Linked DNA regions of Homo sapiens: region 2 is linked to region 1. The links are chromatin loops, found by intact Hi-C in ENCODE. Cell type or tissue: OCI-LY7. All regions are shown on one strand. Links, peaks and the distances in the headings refer to the core of each region. The heading gives the core; the rest is flanking DNA.

Evidence for each region. Peaks named below come from ENCODE experiments on the same cell type or tissue, not always from the same donor. Only the 100,000 strongest peaks of a DNase experiment are listed, where the experiment ranks them.
Region 2: a loop joins it to region 1, with 4 times the contacts of the local background. A loop is called at or near these places in 3 of 110 quality-filtered maps.

What each region holds. Positions count from the first base shown.
Region 1 is chr3:67,818,082-67,821,012 of GRCh38, forward strand. The region is part of intron 3 of SUCLG2-DT (SUCLG2 divergent transcript); the gene reads left to right. Among named protein-coding and RNA genes, the nearest start is that of SUCLG2-DT, 160 kb to the left of the region's middle. In OCI-LY7, for the core only: CTCF peaks have their summits at 1,561 (motif pointing right) and 1,762; a DNase peak (open chromatin) is centred at 1,560.
Region 2 is chr3:68,016,106-68,019,036 of GRCh38, forward strand. The region is part of intron 2 of TAFA1 (TAFA chemokine like family member 1); the gene reads left to right. Among named protein-coding and RNA genes, the nearest start is that of TAFA1, 13 kb to the left of the region's middle. In OCI-LY7, for the core only: CTCF peaks have their summits at 1,155 (motif pointing left), 1,361 and 2,386; a DNase peak (open chromatin) is centred at 1,176.

The DNA.
Region 1 (2,931 bases), core at 323-2,822:
AAGAAAAGAAATAATAAAAGCTAGAATGCACATCAATACAATTGAGAAACAAAAAGTCAACAAAGAAAATAAATGAAATGAAAAACTGGTTCTTTGAAAAGATCAATAAAACCTCTAGCTGGGCTAAGAGAGAGAGATGACATAAATTACTAGTACCATACATTAAAGAGGGGATATTACTACAGAACCCGTTGATGTTAAAATGATAACAAAAGGTTATTATGAACAGTTCTATGCTCACAACTTGATAATCTAGATGAAATGGACACAATTTCTTGAGGAATACAACGTGTCAAATGTTACACAACAAGAAAGAGGCAATCATAAGCCAATATCTATTAAAGACATTGAATCAATAACTAATAACCTTTAACCTTTAAAAATAAAAGCACCAGACCCAGAGGGGTTCACTGCTAAATTATACCAAACATTTAAGGAAAAGAAATCATACCAATTCTCTACAATCTCTTCCAGAAGATTAAAACAGTGAATAGTTTCTAACTCAGTCTAAGAGGCCAACACTGCTTCAGTACAAAAATTAGACAAAGATATTACATGGAAAAACCATAAAGAGTAATACCTCACACATACATAGGTACAAAAATCCTTAACAAAATATTAGTAAGTTCAATCCAACAATGTATAAAAATAATTATGCACCATGATCAAGTGTGGTTATCAACAAACTGATTTTAAAGTTTCTATGGAGAAGCAAAATACCCAGAATAGCCAACCCAATATCAAAAGAGAAGAACAAAACTGGAGGCAGTAAAAAGTGTTGTGGTTGACAGGGCTTAGATGAGAGGGACAGATGAATAGACAGAGAGCATAGAGGATGTTTAGGGCAGTTAAATTATTCTGCATGATACTTTAATGTGAATACATGTCACTATACATTTGTCCAAACCCACAGAATGTCCAACACTAAGTGATCCCTAATGTAAACTGTGGACTTTGGGTGAAAATGGTGTGTCAGTGTAGGTTTATTGGTTGCATTAAATATACACTCTAGTGTATGATGTAGAGAGTAGGGTATGTTGTGTGTGTGGGGTGGGCGGGAAGCAGGAGGTAGATAGGAACTCACTGCACTTTCTGCACTTTTTGCTGTGAACCTAAAACTGCTCAAAAAATAAAATGTATTAACAATAAAAAAGCCAAAATAGCAGTGTCATTGTTACAACATCAAATATATGAGTAGTTCCCAAATGCCATAAATATTCGCTCAATGTTCAAATTTCCCTGAGTGCCTCATGAATTATTTTAGATTTTTACAGTTTGCTTATATTAAGTCCTGAAAAAGGTCCATACTTTGCTATTAGTTGATTTGTATTGAGTTGTATTATACCAATGTGTCCTTGGTGCTTATTTTTACTTTCTATTTTAGTGAAGATAAAAGGCAATTTTTAATCTATCAGAACCATTTACATTGCTACCTACATTTCTTAATTTATTAAGCATCAAGCACTCGAATGTCCTCAAGATTCTGCCAGGTAACATACAGACTGGAAAAGTGAGCTAGATGAAGACTGTGACCAACAGGAGGGCTCAGGTTCTTTCTGTAGGTGGCAGCACTTTCTCAGCTCTGGCCACTACTACCCTGCAGAAATTTGTATAGTAGGGGAGGGTGTATGACTAGATTTTCCAGAGAAGCTGGCAATCTCAATTTTCATATCATGTCTCCTGACTTTTAAATGTTGTCAAATAATGCAAAATTTTGAAACACCAATATGCAGGTCAAACAAAACACATCTGCAAAAGTTTCCAGCTTATGACCTACCAGCACATTATTTTTGCTACAGATAATTAAATGGACTGCTGTCATTTCTATTGCCTTCTATCTTTTCATTCTGGAAGTTGAGGGGGAACATACTCTCCTCCTTATGCCCTTGTCTCCCTTTCAATTTCAGACTGTGACTCGTATTTTAGGAAGAGCTGATCTGGCCCAAATGCTTCCCTTTACTTATGGGTTACTGGGGCTCAGAGAAGACAAGTATGTTAAAAAAAAATCAACGGGCTTTGTTGATTATCTAAATCTTTAATCTAGTTCTGATGCCAGTGCAGGGTACTGTGCACCATAGCCGGTTATTAGTAAAGCAATAATGCAGCACCATCATGCCACTAAACACGTTTCTGTTCTAGGAGCATAAACTTTCCCAGGCGTTGGCATCCCATGACTTGTTCAGTTACTTGGAAGCAGAGAAGGAAGAAGGGAGCTAACAGTCACCAAGAAACTGGAAAGCTCTGGACCCTGTCCTAGATGCATTGTGTTATCTTAATAATTAACCATCACACAAAATCACCAAGATGTGGATATTATTATCTTTTTGAATACATGAAAAAAAGTGAGGCTCAAAGATTTAAGCCACTTTTTCTAGGCCACACAGATATTAAGTAACAGACCCTGGTTTGTGTGACTCTCAATCCTGGGTTCTTTCCATAACTCCATTAACTTCATACTGCCTGTCATTTCCAAGCTCCCAATGACACCCAATGTCATTTTCTTAATTTCTGCAACACTGTAACCTAAGACAGATGGCTTAGGGAGTAGTGCTGCTTTCCTAGAGGACAGCCAAGGACCATAGCAGCATGTTGTCTTGGAGGTTTCTCTCCCTTCATCGCTACTATTCTCCTTCCTCCACTTCAAGTCACCTTTCTGGAACTCATTTACCAATCAGGACCAATTCACTTGCTAGGTTAGTGTCCCAGCAGGAAACAGATAAAATATTCAAATGAGATAATTGAGTTAAGTTTAATGAAGGAGACATTAGATAGGTATGGGCAGTGTTAAGAGAGACTCACAAACAGTGGTGTAGGACTCCATGGCTAGTGACATCAGGGAATATTTGCTGCCACCAAACAGCAGCTGTGGTCTTGGAAAAAGGCAGCCACTGCAGCCTGACAGCCTGGCCAGGAAGTAGCTAGGGATCAAAA
Region 2 (2,931 bases), core at 136-2,635, 200 kb after region 1:
TTAAGTTTGCTGTGGACGATTGGGTTAACCCTGTAGTCTGTAATGATGGATATTTACATATTTTGGATTTTAAATTTGCTGAAGACTAGACTTTAAGACATTGCTTAATTGTGGTTCAGAAAATATTTTATCTATATTCCTATTGCTAAAACATGTATAGTCATGTGCTGCATAACGATGAATGGCTTATACCACAGTGGTCCCATAAAATTATAATACCATATTTTTACCGTACCTTTTCTAGGTTTAGTTAGGCTTTTTAAACTTTTGCTTTAGGTTCAGAGGTACATATGCAGGTTTGTCATATAGGTAAACTTGTGTCATGGGGGTTTGTTGTATAGATTATTTCATCACTTAGGTACTAGAGTTAGGTTTAAATACACAAATACTTATCGTTGTGCTACAATTTCCTACAACATTCTGTACCCTGATGTGCTATACAGCTTGTAGCTTAGGAGCAATAATCTATATCATATAGCCTAGGTGGGTAGTAGTCTATCTCATCTAGGTCTGTGTAAGTACACTCTGATGTTCACACAATGACAAAATCACCTAATGATGTATTTCTCAGAACATATCCCTGTTGTTAAGCGATACATGACTGTATTTGTAATTATCTTAAAATTTGCTTGTATGGTGATGTATGGTGACATTGTTGGTGACATTCACTGCCTGCAAACCTCTGCAACATATTCTCATGACCCATAATATTTATCTTATTTTTTGGTTCATAGGGCATCATTTTATAATATAAGAGCATGTTAATAGGTCTTTCTTATTGTATGAAAAATAATTTGTGATTCATACAAATTTTCTTCTAAGTATTTATTACTTAAGCACTTTTCCACTGGAAAGTGAAGACAGGAATTAGATATTTCAACTACTGAGTGTGCTGTGGTCAAGGAAAGTTTGAACACCACTGTTCTATAGAGAAATGGTAACTAGAGGTCAGCCCTTTATAAAAATTGCGACTTTAAAAATATGTGGCATAGCAAAAAGTATAAATAAATCAATAAATCCCCTATTGTGAAATAAAATGATAAGATATAAGACATGAGTACATGTTACTTGGAAGCTTCCCGGATGGGGGTCTTATTAAAATGAATTGGTTTTGTAGCTTTTTACATCTCTTTATCTGATGAACATGCAAGATGCCACCTACTGGACAGGTGCTTGAGAATCTAGGTCACTGGGTGAACATTTGTAGGGCAACACTTTTGACAGTTGCTTGCAGGATTGTTTAGAAGTAAGAGCAAATTTATGGCGTGCATGTTGCCAATCTCCAGACTTCTATCTATCACCAGCTTAGGTTAATCAGTCACAGCAGTTGCTCACACAGAGCCTAGATGTGATTTTAGAATCTTTTTCAATCTTTCTCCAGGCACTCCCTGTCAAATGATTGACACTGGCATGCAAGTTGAGAGTCATTGACCATCCCTTATGTGGGTTAATTTGCTAACCATCTTCAGAGTATCTCTTCTATCCAAAAAATGTGTGCCATGAAGTTTTTTTCATTAAAAAAGAAGAAAATGACCTAAGTTTAATTAAATCAAATTGAAATTTAAAGAGCCACATGGGTCCAATAGCTACTGTTTAAGATAGTGCAGCTTTAGACAGTTCTGTCAACTTCTGAGAGTTGAAAAACTTACTTTGTATTACCTCCAGAAAGTTTTGAGTCCTCGCCTGATTCTTCTCTAACTCTGTGTCTAAGATGCAAAGCTGCTTGTGTTATGGGTCATAACTGAATAGGGTACTATGTAATCATAAAGCAGGAAGCAATTCATTCTGAGCAGAGAAGATTTGGGAAGCCCTCATGAAGGAGGTGATTTTGTGTTGGACTTTGAAGGTTGGGTAGGAAGTCAGCTAGAAGAACAGAAGGGTGGTTTATTTAACACAAAGGAACAGAACAAGTAAAGACTTAGAGACAGGTAAGTGTAAAAGGATGGGGTAGCAGACCTTGATGGCTAGAGGCCCTGCACTAGTTAGAGAAACTTTTGTATCATTCCAATTAAAGGGAAAACAAGATTTTATTTCTTAATTACTTAGTTTTACAATCTCAAGGCTGCCTTATCAGTGTACATTGATGATCACAGATGGAGATGGATGGAAAGAGCCCCAGTGTCACAATGAGAGTCTCTATGGAACACAAGTCAGCCAATTGTCAAAGAAGTGGCAACCATATTCTGGCCAGACTCTCTGAGCCCTGTGGGGCCTTTCACACCTTTGAATTATTGTTATCTTTGTGCAATGAAAGGCAAGATGTGTCATAACTGTTGATTTCAAACATCTGGTTATTGTATTAAAGGAAGCTGCATAACTCTAACTCAAACCTAAGATAGTAATTATTTTTAACTTACAACAAACTTAATATTTATATCCAACAAATGGTTTATTGCACCTCCTAGGGGCGGAGGACTACAGTTACCCAGTAGTAATAGAAATGACACTTTACTATAGTCCCTGGTATAACTCTGATTTCCCTACCACATCACAAGCTATGTGAGGGTAAGGAACCCAGCAGTCTGACAAATGCCTGAAACAGTGTGGCACACAGTGAGGGCCAAATAAATACTTGCTAAATGAAGGAACGATCTTAAGCATTTGATATTTCAGTTAAACCTCACAATATCCTCATGAGGTAGAGCATCTTCCCACTTTTCTAGTAACAAAAATGTAAAAGAATATGTTAATGGATTTGTTTAAGGTCACCTAGCTTGGGAGGGCAAGTTGGGAGTTTTGCCAGCTTCTGAATAATGGCTCGGTTTACTGAGTGCTTGCTGTATACAAGCCTTAACATGGGATGTTTCTTATGATATGACATTTGGTCTGAACCAAAACCCTACGTAGATGGTACTGTTATTCCCATTTGTACAAAACATTGCAAAATGTGCTTAATAAGTATAAACATAAAAGGAAAACTTAGGTTGTGTA